2 separate regions of the Homo sapiens genome follow, and region 2 is linked to region 1. A link is an interaction called in ENCODE POLR2A ChIA-PET data of the cell type or tissue named here. Cell type or tissue: MCF 10A. All regions are shown on one strand. Each heading gives the region's core, and the rest is flanking DNA. Links, peaks and the distances in the headings are about the cores only. Region 1 overlaps SH3PXD2B (SH3 and PX domains 2B). Region 2 overlaps SH3PXD2B (SH3 and PX domains 2B).

The links. Peaks named below come from ENCODE experiments on the same cell type or tissue, not always from the same donor. Only the 100,000 strongest peaks of a DNase experiment are listed, where the experiment ranks them.
Region 2: POLR2A ChIA-PET joins it to region 1 with 29 read pairs; 5 of 35 experiments call an interaction of 5 or more read pairs at or near these places.

Annotation. Positions count from the first base shown.
Region 1 is chr5:172,417,002-172,425,330 of GRCh38, forward strand. SH3PXD2B (SH3 and PX domains 2B) reads right to left here. Exons shown (of 13, transcript NM_001017995.3): 2 at 5,415-5,495. Among named protein-coding and RNA genes, the nearest start is that of SH3PXD2B, 33 kb to the right of the region's middle. RefSeq lists enhancers at 1,001-1,977, 3,624-3,918 and a silencer at 3,739-3,788. In MCF 10A, for the core only: no CTCF peak of the experiment used is centred there; DNase peaks (open chromatin) are centred at 1,430, 2,280 and 3,750.
Region 2 is chr5:172,357,994-172,366,322 of GRCh38, forward strand. SH3PXD2B (SH3 and PX domains 2B) reads right to left here. Exons shown (of 13, transcript NM_001017995.3): 7 at 4,742-4,876; 8 at 780-884. Among named protein-coding and RNA genes, the nearest start is that of UBTD2, 78 kb to the left of the region's middle. RefSeq lists enhancers at 3,421-4,620, 3,607-3,836. In MCF 10A, for the core only: no CTCF peak of the experiment used is centred there; a DNase peak (open chromatin) is centred at 3,748.

The sequences.
Region 1 (8,329 bases), core at 313-8,312:
CTCGGTGACTGTGAGTCTCTTTTCCCACAAGGGAGCCTGGGTCATGCTCCAACTCCTCAGTGGCCTCTCTGCAGACTGTTTCCTCTGCCTGAATGTCCTGCCCCCGTTGGAGGGGGCATATTGTTTTCTATCACCTACAGGCCATTTCCATGATGTCCTCCAGGGAATCTGCCACTGCTCTGTTAGTCTCCATGCACTGGCAGGACACTGATTCTACTTTCAGTCCCCAGGTTGGTCCCGAATAGCCTGGTCATGTGACCCAAGATGAGCCAATGAGACTTTTGCTTTAACTGTTGGGGTGTTCTCTTTCCCTGAAGTCGCTGGGCTATCTGTGGGATGCAGCCTGGGGCTGTGGCTGCCACCAGCTGGACATCAACTGGCCTGGACACAAAGAAAGCTAAGAAGTGAAGAAAGCCAAGTCCTCATTGATGTGTGGTGCCTAGATCCAGCCACACCTGAAGCCAATTTCCTTAGACTTCTCAGTTACACTCAGCTAATCAATGCTCTGTTTGAATAATCCATCTTGACTGGGCTTCTGTCATTTGTACCTAAAAGAGTTCTGATGAAAACAAGATCTCATGGCCAGCAAGTGGCAGAATTTGGATCAAAGCCCAGCCCTGTCTAATCCCAAAGCCCAGGATCTTCACCACTCTATTAACTGGCATCATCTCCTCTAATCTTTACGCCAATTCCTAGCAGCACCCATGCCCATCAATAATCCTAATAGCTGACATTTGCTTGGTGCTCGACAGCCTAGAAACTGCTCTGGCACTCACCATCCCTTTTACACTGAGATATACTTCACATACCATAAAAGTCACCCTTTTAGAGTGTTCAATGTAGTGGCTTCCAGTATATCCATAAGGTTATGCCTCCATGACCACTAAATCATTCTAGAACATCTTCATCACCCCGAAAAGGTACCCAGTACCCATTAGCAGTATCTTCCCGTTTTCCCCTAGCCTCTGGCAGCCACGAACCTGCTTTCTGTCTATGAATCTGCCTCTTTTGGACACAGATAAGTTTTAACTCACGAGAACCTTGTGAAGCAGCCACTAGAGAGAGGAGCCCCAGAAAAGCAGAGCAGCTAAAAGTGTGGATACTGGGGTCGCCTGCCAGCTTCCAATCTGAGCTCTGAGGCTCACTAGCTGTGTGACTTCGGGCGAACCACTTAACCTCTCTGAGCCTGGGTTTCTTCATTTGCGTAATTGGATAAGCTTGTCTGAAGGACTGAATGAGTCACTACATCTAGATGTTTAGCAGGATGGGGGCCCACATTCAGTGTTCCAGAAATGCCAGCTGTTTCTATTGTTTTCACCCCATGTCACCAATGAGGGCTCTCAGGCACAGAGGGGTTAAGGGGTGTGCCCAAGGCCACACAGCTGGAGGGTGGCTGGGCCCCAGGTCTCCTGACTGAGTCCTCTGCTTTTTCCATTACGCCACACTGGCCTTGCTGCTCCTCCACCAAGGCTCGGCTCTCCCCACGCTGTTTGGGCCAAGTTACTTCTGAAAATACCAGGGCTGCTTGCCAGACAAGAGGGAGGGGAGGGTGGAATCATGAAATCATCTAACTCCAGGGTGTTGCAGGCCCGCAAGGGCTGGTGCGATCCTGCCCTAACCTCTTCCAGCTTTCCCTGCTGGGGTGTGTGTGGGGGAGGAGGCGGCCGGTTCCACGATGCTTCCAGGATAAGCAGGACCCTCTGGAATTCCATGACTTTCCCACTCCAGCCGTCCATCTGGGACTCTGAGCCTGGATGAAGTCCTGCCTTAGACAACTTTGTTACAGGAGGGAAGCCTGTCACGGCAACCCCCCAGTTATTACCGATTATGCTGAGCATGGAGGAAAACCTTAAGTTCTGGTAGAAATAAGAAAGTTGAGTCGGAACAGGAGAGTGGAAGGAACACTGGCCTTGGGACAGGAAGACCCGTGATCAAACCCTGGCTCAAGCATTCCCAAAGGGTATCAGCTTGGGCAAGTCACACCTGTGCAGAGGGACGGCTGACAGCTAACGCGCTTACTGAGCCAGGTGCGTCCGCTTAACCAGCACAATAAATGCACGAGGAAGGCACTTTCATTCCTACTATGCAGATGAGGAGGCTGAGGCTCAGAAACATACAGCGGTGACCCCAAGCTGAGCCCTGAACAGGCAAAGCTGAGATTTGCACCCAGGTCTGTCTGACTGAAAGCCAAGGTCTTAAGCCTTAGGCTGCGCTGGAACAGGGAACTCAGAGAACCCAGTCCACCTTGCACAGGGCCTGGACGCGTGCCTCGACATGTCAGCAATGAACAACATTTGCATAAGCACTTCCAGGGCCCCCTTCCCACTCCGCTTCTCATTAAATCTCTTCCAGATGACTCTACGTCCCCACCTCCTCGGCAACAGCTGACAGGCTCAGCAGTGAACTATGATCCAGGGCCCTTAGGACAATCAGATTCTCCCTTCTGGAGACTGGAATCAGCATCCAGAAACTCTAGTGCTTTGACAACAGGGAAGGACACTGCAGCTCCAGGTGGAAGGTGCTCACTGGGGGTTGCTCTTGGGGGATGTGGGCCAGTGGGCAACTGCAGGAAGTGGTCCAGAACAGGCTCCATGGGAGATCCTGAGGCTACAAGGACAGATGGCCCGGGAGCTGCCAGCTGGTTCCTGGCCCCTGCGAGGCTGGCTGCATTTTCTGCTCTGGGTTTCAGGGAACAATATATCCAACCCCACCCCTCTCTTCGTGCCCAAGCTAGCTGAGTGGGCTTTGCTCGGTGGATGTAAATAATTCCTGGGATAACAATCAGGTGTTATTGTTCTGTACCTCCTCTTCTGCTCCTTGGAGGTGTCAGGCAGGCAAGAGGCCTCTGAAAGCAAAATACAGGTAGCCCTCCCTATCTAGACCCTCACTGCACAAAAAGTCAGTCTAGCAACTTGCAAACATGTTTACCTAACACTCACTCTTTGAAGACCTGCTATAGTGAATCAGCATAAATCACCACAGATCTGGGTAAAGAATGTGGAGGGTCCTCCATTTGTATCTCATTCATTCTCAGCCAGGACTGTGCCTCCTGCCCATGGCATCGAAAGATGCTGGGCATCCCCACTGTGATCCTCCCTTCCTCTTCCCCAGGGTTTAGATCTTTCTTCCCCTGCCCCAGTGTTCGCTCCTGTCAAGTTCACTTTAGATGGTATCTTAGCATCTTTAACTTATAGCTGCTTTGTTTATTTACATTCTGTTTGCTGCAGAGCAGAAGCAAAAATATAATTTGTTTATGATACTGTTTGATATTATTGCATACTGAACACAAAACATCACTAATGAATTCATTACATTTTAAATAATTAGGTAACTGGTGTCTCACTTGCTTTATATTATGCAATGACTCTTGGCAGTTTGTTATGTAGGCGTTTCGGGAAACCAGTTAGGAACACATTATTTCCCCTCCCCCTACAAAATAATGAAACACAAGCTCTGAAAATTCTCTATTCAGCACTGTCAGGAGCAGATTAGGTCAGAATAATGAAGGATGCCAACCTTCTGAGAGAAACTGTGTGGCAAAAAGACAGGATGATGTACAAAGGACAGAGGCAGTCTTCTGACGGCCAGGAAATGTTGACTTCACCTCTGTTCGCGGCAGTTTGTGAAACTACCTCCTTCAGGTGTCAGTCTCCACCCTTATTGACTTCTTGGGTGGAGCAGGGACCCCGGCAAGCCCATTGGCTGCGACATTTCTCACTCATATTGATTGGCGTCGAGTTGAGCCTATGACACACAATAATGTGTTTGCTGGGATTTCTGACAAGTGACTTTTACCCTTTCCTGCTGGGTGTGAGCCCAGAGCTGTTGTATCATTGTGCAATCATGTGGGATCCGAGGATAAAGCCAGCACCATGGAAGGAGGGATTGGAATGAGAGGAAGAAGCCAGATCAGGTGACACCAAAAAAACCCTGGATTAAGATGTGCCTGAAGCCTGGGAGATATATTCTCCTAGGACGTTCAGTTACATCCGCGAAAAAACCTCCTGTTTACTTCAGCCAGCTTCAGTTGGGTTTCTGTCACTCGCAACAGAAGCATTCTGACTGAAAAGAAGACTGTCACGTCAGGATGGAGACTTGTGTTGGCCTGAGAGGTGACATAGCCCCTTACCAGGAGGCTGGGAGAAGACACATGTTCAGAAAGCCGGGCAAGTTCCCAATGTCTCCCGAGGGTTTTCCAAATAACTCTGTTACATCCTATGAGGAGGAACCATGACTACCTCCCACACTTGCTGTTACACGCCATTAGTGACATCAAGAAGAAACTACTAACCCACTGGTTAGACTTGTTTTACCCTAATGGGGATGTGCTTATACCGAGCTGTTCACATTCTGCCTGGCTCCCTATAAGACTGGTAGTATACATGGTGTTCGTTCATTCATTCATTCATTCACCAAACACTGACTGGACATATACTGTGTGTTAGGCCTTGAATAAACTATTAAGGACAGACAGGAAGAGAAAGATGTGGTTCTGGCCCACAATAGTCACAGTCTAGGCAGGGAGACAGACAAGCAGACAGCTTCAATACAGAGAGACACACAGAGCTGTAGGGGCACAGAATGGGTGGCCCTCGCTGGCCAGGGAACAAAGGCAAGGTTTCCTAGGGGATGAGAGTCCTGAAGGGCAGAAGGGGTTACTGGAGCCATGAGTGAGCCGGGAAGGCACAGGAGTGTGTGGGGAGGGCAAAGGCCTGTGGAGAGAGGCCAAGGTGAGGCAGGAGATGCAGGTCTGTCTTCAGAGCTGAATGGCCCCAAAAGTCTAGACACACTCAACAAACCCAGCTCACCAGCAAACACGATTATTGTTTAAAACTTAAGTTCAAACACTGCATGCCAAAGCCATTTGGAAATGATTTCCAGATTACCCTCCATTCTGGAGCAGTTAACAGGCACCCTTTCTCTTATGGAGGAAATATGAAATATCAAAGCATAAAGCAACAAAGCACATTATTTGTGTCTCAAAAGTAATGGATGTCATTTTTTTTTTTTGAGATGGAGTTTTGCTCTTGTTGCCCAGGCTGGAGTGCAATGGCACGATCTCGGCTCACTGCAACCTCTGCCTCCCGGGTTCAAGCAATTCTCCTGCCTCAGCCTTCCGAGTAGCTGGGATTACAGGCACCCGTCACCGCACCTGGCTAATGTTTGTATTTTTCGTAGAGACGGGGTTTCACCATGTTGGCCGGGCTGGTCTCAAACTTCTAACCTCGAGTGATCCACCCACCTCCGCCTCCCAAAGTGCTGGGATTACAGGTGTGAGCCACCACGCCCAGCCATGGATGTCATTTTTAAGTCTGGGAAATTAAAAAAATTCTGGACTCTAAAGCTGTAGTGGAATGTAAGTCCAATTAAACTCTTTCCGATCCTGCAGCTCACCAGAGACCTCAAATCCTTACCTGGAGGTCAAAAAACTTGCTGTAGCGCCGGTAAATGGCCTCGGTGGAGCCGCTGGACCACGTGACCCGGATGATGTAGACCTGCGGGAGCAACAGAGGAGATGGGTGTTAACACCAGAAGGTGGTCTCCCAATCTCTGGGACCCAGGGGGAGCACAAGACTCAGAGTCAGAAAGACGTGGGTTTCAGCCTTAGCTCTGCCAATGACTGGCTGGACAAGTTGCTTGCTGTAAGACTCATCTCCCTCCTCAATAAAATGAGTGTAATAACCCCCAACAGAGTTGTGCAAAGGATGAATGACATCAAGTATGGGGATGCAGTGGCACCACATCAGCTCAGGAGAAGCTGCTGTTTTCGGCATTGCCAGGATTCCTCACTACCCGCTCAGTTCAGTGAGAGACAGGCTGGCTATCTTGCCAGTCATTCCTAAAACCTTGACTTTCATCAGGAGAAGTCACGGAGACGTGCAGCTCTTGGCCATCTTATATCTTCCACAGGCCAGCCCATCATGCTGTCTCCACCGACGAGGACCTAGGCCAAGTTATTTTTTCCCCGAGTCCCAGTTTCTCCTGTGAATGGGGCTAACAGCACCTGCTTCCTCTGCCTCCTCTGCCTCCTCTGCCTCCCAGGATAGATGTGAGGTGCTGATGAAATTAAGGATGAAGGACCATTTTATAAACCAGTGGGCTGTGCTTCCAACCTGTGTCACACGTCACGGCACGCACAGAAAACAATACATTGATAACAAGCCCGGGCAAACTGAGGTGACTATTAGAGGTCAGAGGTGCCTGGCTGGGGCCTTTGGTGGCCCCGGACACACCAGGTAGACACCTAAGGGCTAAGGGATCAGCATACCTGTGACCCATTCCTGGACTGCATAAACTATCTGTTGCTATAGGGTAGTTGTGACAATTAAAATATATGCACAAGTGAAAGCTGTTTGGAAACAAAGAAATGTCATAGAAACACAAGGCGCTCAGTGCTGTTAGAAGCCCTGGGGTTTCACAGGCAGTGTCCCTGTCCTCCATGAGGTGACGGTTAGAAGGAGAGACAATGCATACATAAGTGAAGATGACTGACTCCTGGAATCCTCCTTCCCTACCTTCAGCTCACCCACTTGGATACGGGGTTGGGGGGGGGGGCGCACATTCTCTGTTCATGGTGATTGGTTGAAGGGAGAACATGTGACTTGAGCTGGGCCAATCACAGCCAGTAGGAGTCTGTCCTGGGACTTTTTTGGTTTGGTTTCTTTTTGGAGAGGGAGTCTAGCTCTGTCACCCAGGCTGGAGTGCAGTGACACAATCTCGGCTCACTGCCTCCCGGGTTCAAGAGATTCTCGTGCTTTAGCCTCCCGAGTAGCTAGGATTACAGGCGAGCGCTACCGTGCCCGGCTAATTTTTGTATTTTTAGTAGAGACGGGGTTTTGTCATGTTGCTCAGGCTGGTCTCGAACTCTTGACCTCAAGTGATCCACCTATGTCGGCCTCCCAAAGTGTTGGGATTACATGCTTGAGCCACCGCGCCCGGCCCGCCCTGGGACTTTTGCTCCAACTCTGGAGAAAGCCAAGCTCTTCTCCTGAGGTTGACAGGCTGTCAAGATGTGGAGCTGCTGGGGGCTACCCATCCTCACTGGGGGTGGGGGGGAGCCTGCCTGAGAAAGGAGCCACCATCCCGATGACACAGTCTAAGCTTACATCCAGCTCTGCCTGAAGCTAAATTTATTCCTGGACTGTCCAGTTTCCTGGGCCAATAATTATGTCTTGGGCCACATCCACTGTCTTGAATAACTTTTGTGGCCAGTTCAAGTTGGGTTTCTGACCCACGTAATCCAGTCCAGGTTGATACCGGAAGTGGGCAGGAGAGAGATCTCTGAAGCCTGGAGCCACCACAGTGTAACTGATGGTCATGTAGGATTTAGACAGCAGGAGAGGAAGGCAGTGGCTGTGGGTAGAGGGGAATGAGGGTAGAACAAAGACCAGCTCAGGGTGAAGCCACACTGTGCCTGGCAGCGGTTTCCACAGTGGTTTTAGCCAGAGTCTCTTTTCAAATGAGTTCTTAGGAGAACATTCACATTCCAAACAGAAAAAGATAGAACAACTTCAGGGGCTGGGGCCAGACACCAGTGTGAATATCATGGACTTATAGGAGAAGGTTCTTCAGGTGAGAAGAGACGAAAAATGTTAGGATAAATCAGGACAAGGTTGGAGGTGACCTTGAATGCCACGCTAAGGAGTTCACCTGGCATGGCCTCATCAAACCCAACACAGATTATATTTCAAAACATGGCAGAAATGGGGGAGCTTGGGCTCTAGAGTCAAGAAGCTCTGGACTCACACAATTTCCTAACTCCTGGAGCCTCAGCTTTCTTATCTGGTAAAATGGGGTCATCAAGCATACAGAGTTGTGATTAGCACAAGAGGAAAAGCTCTGAGCACCTTGCCAGGAAGACAGAAAAAGTTCATGAAACCTCAGCACCTTGCTCTCAGACCACCCAATGCCTACCCCATCCCTGCTCACAAAAACAGGCTCCTTTGACACCAAGGATTTGGGCATCCAGCCCACCCTTCTTCCTTGTTTGCGCTCCCCGTTCCTAGGTAACTCATGGAGCCAGGGAAGGGGCCACGGCATCCTTTAGGAGGTAAGAGTCAGTCATCATCTCAGAAAGGCGACTTTGTGATGTGAAAAAACGCTCAACAGTCCTGATGTTTTACTTAACAAGAAGACTTCAAATCTGTTTCTTAGCTTTCCACCCTGCTTCACCGAGACTCCAGCATGGAGATTTTGAATGGTTTCCATTCATTCACTCATTCAGTCTTCAACATCTATTAAGCACCGACTGCATGCCAGGCCCTCTGCTAGGGGTTGAGATACTATGGGGAGCAAGGCAGACCCAGACCCTGCCCTTGTTAAGTGGAGA
Region 2 (8,329 bases), core at 124-8,123, 59 kb before region 1:
TTGCATGTGGATCTCATTTAATTTTTTCAAAAGTCCTATGATATAGATATCATTGTTTCCATTTTTAGATGAGAGGCTGAGGCTTAGAGAGGTTAAATTACTGGCCCAAGGCCACTCAACCAGGAAGTGGTACAGCTGAGATTAAAATTCAGGTGTGTCTGATTCCTAAGCCCCTGCTGATGAGTGAAGTGAACTCACTAACTGCCCTAGTTTTAGGAATGTTTCTAGCGGGGAAAGGGAGTTGGCTGGGACTTAGCATTTCTGGCATGGCAGGAGTCACCATTCAGGACATGCATAGGGAAGGTTCTCTGGGAAACAACGGAAGTGTGTCTGTGGGTGAGTGGAGGGGGACCCCTGGTCAGGACCACTTAAACCCACAGAGAAGGCAGAGGTTTTTAAACAGATGGGGTCAAATGTCTTGCAAATGAGCTGAAGCAGTTCCAGCACCTTGGCCGCCAGAATAATTCGAGGGAGGAATAGTGAACTGTTTTTGGCGATCAGGCTGGGGCCCTCCTGGGGTCCCATGAAAGGGTTAGGGCTCGAGCTCTGGCCAGGCTCACATAGGTTGCTACCAAAGGCCCCTAAGAGAGGGCGGGCTTGCCCCTCAGCTCTAATACCATGGCCTGGTTTCTGGTTCACAGGCCATGGAGCCTCAGCCAGTGAGCTGCTGAGACGCAGAGGCAGAGGCCAAAAGAAGAGATTGGATGAAAAGGCAACCCAGTATAGGCGATGACTGCACAGGTCCTCCCCAGTGAGCAGAGGCTCGAGCTCCTCCCTACCTTCTTCAGGCTGCAGAGAAAACTCATCCTGCACCCCATCCTGGCCTTCGAGGCACGTTGCAGGGACCCAGCCTTGCTCCTCGGCAGTGCTGACGAACCACCAACCTGGGGAAGCAAGAGTGCAGAATGATGTTAGTTGCATCAAGCATGAGGCCGGGGGTCAGAACATAATAATCTATTCAGCCACTGTACCAGTGAATGCACAGGGTAAGGCTAAAGTTACCATTTTATTGGTAGAACACAACTACCAATGTTACCTGCTAACTGCTAAAAGCAGGTCCAGAAACTTGCTCCTGAGCCTGGGACAGGGAAGAGTAAAGTCATCCTAAATGACAACAATAAAGAGGCAGGGCACGGTGGCTCATGCCTGTAATCCCAGCACTTTGGATGGATTGCTTGAGTTCAGGAGTTCAAGACCAGCTTGGACAACATGACAAAACCCTGTCTGTACGAAAAATTTAAAAATTAGCCAGGCATGGTGGTGCATGCTTGTAGTCCCAGCTACTCGGGAGGCTGAGTTGGGAGGATCACCTGAGCCCAGGAGGTCAAGGCTGCAGTGAGCTATGATTGTGCCACTGCACTCCAGCCCGGGCGACAGAGTGAGACCCCCATCTCAAAAAAAAAAAAAAAAAAAAGTATAAAGAACGTTCACCTTCACTAAGATGTGTGATGCACCCATCATTTCACTTGCATTAAATACAATCTTCACATTATCATCCCAACTGCACACATGAGGAAACTGAGGCTCAAAGAGGCAAACCGACTTGTCCAAGTTCACGTGGCTGCGGTAGAGCTGTGACGTGTGCACGGGGCTGTTTGACTGTAAAGGCCTAGATGCAGATTTAGCATCTGCTTCAGAGGCCTCTCACCCCGGCTCAGACATTCCCCAATGAGAAAGGCCTGCATGGGGCCTGTGGGAGGGAGAATAATGACCCCCTCCCCACAAAGATGTCTGTGTTCGAATCCCTCAAACCTGTAAATATATGAAGTTACGTGGCACTAGGGAATTAAGGTTGCTAATCTGCTGACCTTAAAATAGGGAGTTTATCCCAGATTCTCTGGGTGGGCCTAATGTAATCCCAGGGGTCCTTAATATGCAAGAAGGAGGCAGAAGTCATGGGGAGATGTGGCTGTTGAGGAAAGACACAGAGAGGTGCAACATTGCTGGCGCTGAAGAAGGAAGAAAGGGCCATGAGCCAAGGCGGCTTCCAGGATCTGGAAAAGGCAAGGAAACAGATCCTATTCGGAACCTAAAGAAAGCAATGGGGCCCTGTCGATCCCTTGATTTTAGGCCAGTGAGACCATGCTGAACTTCTGACCCACAGACTATTAGATAATAAATATGTGCTGTCGGCCGGGCGTGGTGGCTCATGCATGGTGGGTCTACGATTTTCTAAATATTTGTATTTGTAAATATTTGTATGAAGATAAGGAAACTGTCATAACACAATGATAGCAATGGCAACAGTGATGTGTCAGATACTGTCCCAAGTGCTGCACGTCCACTCCTAGCTTGCTAGATCCTCACCACAGCCTTATGAGGTGTGTATTATTATTGCTGCCATTTTACAGATGGGGAAGCCGAGGCTCAGCAACTCTCTCAAAGTCACAAAGATAGAAAGCAGCAGTGCCAGGATTCAAACCAAGGCGGTCTCTGAGCTCTTAACCATTTTCACTAATGCCTCACACACTGCTGGAGGGAGGATAAATCAAAACAGCCACTGTTTTGGAAGCAGACAAGTTGGTGGTATCTTAAAATTTAAAATATGTGTGTCCTGGCTAGGTACAGTGGCTCACGCCTGCAATCCCAGCAGTTTGGGAGGCTGAGGCGAGTGGATCACCTGAGGTCAGTAGTTCGAGACCAGCCTGACCAATATGGTGAAACCCTGTCTCTACTAAAAATACAAAACTTGACCAGGCATGGTGGCATGTGCCTGTAGTCCCAGCTGCTTGGGAGGCTGAGACAGGAGAATCACTTGAACCCGGGAGGTGGAGGCTGCAGTGAGCCAAGATCGTGCCACTGCATGCCAGCCGGGGCAACAGAGTGAGTCTCCGTCTCCAAAAAAACTAAATAAGTAAAAAAAGATATGTGTATCTTAGGGTCCAGCTGTTTCACTTGTTGGAATCTAACCTAAAGAAACACTGACGTGCACACAGACATGTTCACACTGGAGTACGAATATGAATATATGAACATGGCTCACTCGGGCACTGAATACTACGCAGATGTGAAAAAGTATCAGAGGAGCTAGATAGTAACTAAAAAAAGTTGCAGATCAAAATGTATACAATGACACCATTGGGTTTTTAAAAAACCCACAAAAATACATATATATACATACAAAATATGATGTGTTTGTATATGTACAAGTATATATGTATGAATGAGTACCTGTGTATGTGTGAGTGTATATGTTCACACGTACACACACGCACACATACACACATGTGTATATAACATTTTCAAGAAAGATTCATACCTAATGGATAGAAGGGCTATCTAGGGTTCAGAAAGGGGGTTAGGGTTGAAGCTGGTAGAAAAAATAGATTTTAGTTTCATCATTAATCTTCTAAGAATAATGTATCCACGTATTACTTGGATAAGTACAATATAATTAAAAATAAATGTCATCAGTGTGTTGGCTACTTGAAGATGTACCCACTCACCCTCTCCCTTCTTCTTGCTGCCCTCTGGACATACCAACACTCTTCCTGGCCCCCACACTTCTTCCCAGTCACCCAAGCTTCCTGACTTCCTGCAAGCTGGGGGCCCAGGGCAGTGGGTGCTCCTGTCTTTACGTCCCCATGGTTGTGTCCTAGCCACATCATACAATCTGCACACACTCATTCTCAGGAACTGGAAAGTCACATGGCCTTAGGGGCTGCTGGAGTTGGTTTCGAATTCTGGCTCTGCAGGCTGTTGTGAGATGTGGGGTGAGTGACTGAGTTATTTGGAGTCATGGTTGCATCAGCTGTGAAGCAGGGATGGCAACTCCTATGTTGAGTAACCAAGGAAGTTTGGCTGGCTGGCGCTGGTCTCGTGACTAATGCCACCACCATCCAGATGATGTTAGAAACATCATCTTTCTCCTCTTCTTTGGACCTCAACTCGCCATTGGGCTGTCACAGAGACTGACCCACTAATGATAGGATTAGCTAACGTCACATGTTAGCCACAACAAACCCAGTCGTTTCCACTGCATTTTCCCAGGGAGGATCTGCTTATTTCCTGCTCTTTGCCTTCAATGGGGTGCAATGGCTGCTTTGTAGCTAAGGAAGGCAAACGGGAAGGAAACCCACATTTTTTTGAGCATCTACTGTGTGCTAAGCACAAGTTTAAGCACTCTTTGTATCTTATCTCACTTAATCTTTACAATCACTCTTAAGAGCAGAAGTTTTTATTTTGTAGATAAGAAAACGAACAGTCAGAGAATGAAGGCACTGAACCACTGTGAAATGTGGAATTCTGATGGAAATCCAGGTTAAGTGTCTCAGTCATACCACATTCTGTCCCAGACCCAGCCAGTGTTCATGACCAGTGGTCCCTGTGATGGGCAGGTAGGCTAAGGAGACAGGGAATGCGCCTGTCCCATTAGAGCCCAGAGCAATGGAGCCTTCTCGGAGACTCCCATGGGTAAGCAAAGGCAAATCAACAGAGCACATTTCCAGTGAATGCTGGACTTTGTCTGCCAGTGCTTTAGAACCAGAAGGAATGTTTATAAAATGTCAACGTCAGAACAAATCGGTACCATCTGAGCCAAAAGGATAATGGTGAGTGGTGGCCAGGTGGGATATTCAAGCACAGTGATCAAACAGGGGCCTCTTTCTAGGAGACCCTCAGCAGGATCTATGGGAACTGGCCAGTCTGGACTGGCCATTTCAGTTTCTGAGTTTCCAAATGTTTCATGTCCCAGGGGCTTGGTGGCAGGGTAGTGGGAGAGGGAGATGGTCTAGGTCCCCACCTGACTCATTCTTCTCGATGATGTCCACCACCTGCCCCACGCTGAGGCTGATCTCCGAACTCTCCTGCTTCTGGTAGTTGGCTACCACCACATACTGCTCCAGGACCATGGGGTCCACTGAGGTTTGGTCACCCCCTGTGGATAGGAAACAGACATGACATCTGGCCACCACTCATGCATGAAAGAGCAGGAGTCAGAGCAGTAGGGCGGGTCAAGAGGACGTTCCAAATAAAAAAGCAGCAGTTACAGGACTCATCTCAAGGGTGACTTCATCCATTCATTGTTCTATTCATGTGCTTACTCAACCACCAAAATTGACCAAGTGCTATTTGCAGGCACTGGGGGTTCAGAGTTGATTAAGATATGGTACCTGCTCTGAAGATGTTGACAGCCTAGAGGGAAAGCTCATTCATTCATACTTAGCCATCCCTCCATCCATCTGTCCATCCATCCATCCATCCATCCTCCATTATCCATCCATCCAAACATTCATCTATCTGCCGTCCATTCAACCATCTATCCACTCATGATATATCAAATTAAACACCATCATCCATCAACCATCTCATCACCCATCCAAAATCACTCGCCTATTAATCTATGAAATCACCAGTGATGTTCCAGATACTCTAAAGAGTACAACGGTGAATAAAACAGCTGTGACTCCCAGCCTCAAGTAACTCAATCTAGTCACAGAGAGAGACATGTACATAAGTATATATAATTAATAAGATATAGAATTATGTAAGCGTTAGTTTATGAAAAATTGATGGAAACAACCAGGATGCTGGGACAGAGAATGAAGGGGAAAGACAATGCTACATTTAACGGGGTGGCTGGCAAGACCTCCCTAAGGAGGTGACATAACGCAGGGACCCGAGAGAGGAGGAGGGGTCATGAAGAGAATGGGGGAAGAGCAGCGTAGGCACACTCTGAGATGGGAAAGGACTTGGGGTCTTCGGGACTGGAAGGAGGCTAGGTGAGGAAGTGCATGGAAAGAGTGGTTCTGAGTGAGGTCCCCGAGGCAAGCATGGGTCAGATCAGGCAGGGCCTTTGGGGCTAAGTAAAGAAGTTGGGTTGCTTTTAACCTTGAAGTAGAAAGTCAATTAAGGGCTTTGAGAAAGGAATGACAAGAGTTACATCTTTAAAAAGATAATTCTGGCTGCCATGTGGAGAATGGATCAGAGGTTGGCAAGAAAGAAAGCAGGAGACTAGCTGGTAGACATGAAGATGTCAAGGAAGAGGCGAAGGTGGCCTGAACCAGGGCAGTGGCAGTAGGAGGGAACGAAGTAGAGAGGTGCTCCAGGGAGGCTGTGCCATGGGATTCAGGGTGGACAGCTTCCTGGGAGTCGTGTGGCCCTGGTTAAGCGCTAAGACATATCTGACAAATAAATGAAAAGATAATGCAGAATACAGGTGATTTAAATAGCAAGGACATCTGAGTTCAGAGACCCCAGAGAGAAGCGGGCAGCTGGGTGACTTTTAGAGCAGCAGGCTAAATGTGGGGGAAGGGCAGCCAGACATTTGCGGTCACAGGAGGGCCCTGGTATTCTAAAAGTCCTGATTCAAAATAGTCTTTCCTATTGTTCCTATAAATCATTAAAATATCCAGGAAACCCCACATTTTTGTGTCAAAATACACCCAATTGGCCAGGCGTGGTGGCTCATGTCTGTAATCCCAGCGCTTTGGGAAGCCAAGGAGGGTGGATCACCTGAGGTCAGGAGTTCAAGACCAGCCTGGCCAACATAGCGAAACCCCGTCTCTACTAAAAATACAAAAAGGAGCTGGGCATGCTGGCACGCGCCTGTAGTCCCAGCTACTCAGGAGGCTGAGCCATGAGAATCGCTTGAACCCGGGAGGCAGAGGTTGCAGTGACCTGAGATCGCACCACTGCACTCCAGCCTGGGTGACAGAACAAAACTCCGTCCTCCGCTCCCCGCCCAAAAAAACCAAAAAAACCAAACAAAACCAAAACCACCCAATTGTGGAGCAGTGTGGGACAGCCAGCGCACAGAGCTGACTTTGTGCATCTCTCCCCACTCTGTTGGGTGGTGTCTTGTTGGTAGCTCGAAATTGGCCATGGTGGGAGTATTTACACCACAGAAATTGGCAAATGCTACAAAGCAGGGCTTCTCCACTGGAGAGCTGGTAGTTAAGCATCCACGAGCACACCACTGCACTCCAGCCTCTGCAACCAGAAGCAGCACAGAAGCCCCTTGTTAGAACCATGAGGTCTGGATTTTTGATGTGAAAAAGCAGAATAGGGCATTGTAGCTGGGTGAAGGGTACTGCTTCTTGGCTCTGTGCCCATGCTCTGGCCACTCCCCCTCCCTGCCTGAGGGTAACAGGGAAATGGGAGGGCCTTTGGGCTGGGGACAACCCTGCTGCTTGCACTCTGCATAGAGAAAGCATGAGGAGAACAGAGGAAGAGAGAGCAGGAAAGAAACAGAAGATGCAGGCTGATGGTTCAGAAGATCGGGCAGGAAGCAGCCTCAATGAGGGTCTATCACAGCCTACAGACAGCACAGAAACCATCCCAACACAGCTGCCCTGCAAGCTGGGTACTGCCACCCCCATTTTGTGGGCAGGAACACAGAGGCTCAGAGATGTTAAGTGACTTTCTCTGGATCACACAGCTGGCTATGGACAAAGCTGGACTCTGTCCACTTGACTCCAGGCTCTTCTGGGTGTTGGGGCACGACAGTGAGAAAAGATAAGATGACGGAGGAAGAAGGGTGGTCTGAGGCCTGCGGGCTCTCCTTCCCCGAGGGCCTGGTCAGGCTCAGTCTGACATCTCTGGGTGTCTCAAGGCTTGTCTGCTATTTCCAGCCCTCTCCTCATCCTCCACTTCCCCCGAGGTCAGGTGGCAGGGCCGACTTTTTCTAGACTCAAGATGACAGTTCCCCCAAGCCAGCCCAGCCACGTGAGCAGTGGCCTGAGAGTGGGCTGCTTCACGTCCCCTTCCTGCTGGCCCCATTAACAATGAGCTTCTTGAGGGCAGTGGCCTTGACTGCCTCTGAACCACCTGGCACTTACTAGCTCTTTGAAGGTGCTGTCCAGTGAATGAATGAATGTAGGATGCTGGCTTTTGAAGATTCTTGACTACCTGTGTCCTGGTCACTAGACTCACTCTTCTCTGAATCCAATCCAGCATCTACCCCAGGATACAGCCTGCCCGAGGGCTCAAAACCCCAGGATTGCAGTTTCCCTTCTGTCTGGGCCCTCAGGTGAGCTGGACCAGGTAAGTGTGTTTCCCTGTGCCTCAGCTTGACAGAAAGAACTGGAAAGGAAAGAGAAAAAGCACCCACTTCACAGCCAGGTTGGTGCCTGCACCTGCTGCCCAGGTTAATGCTCAAAGAGACATGCCCACGTCTTCCAGGCAGGCAGTCGTTGGCTGGTGTGGGGTCAGGGAGTGGCTGTGAGGATTTCCTCACAGAGCCGCAGGTTTCACACAGATTTTCTGTGCAGTGCTCCATCACCTGGCTTCACCATGTCCTCATGGAGCCACACCCTCTGCCCCAGGGTCTGAGAGGGGCTTCCCTGGGGCCAGGGGAGGGGAGGGGAGGCAGATCCTGTAACTGGTCTCT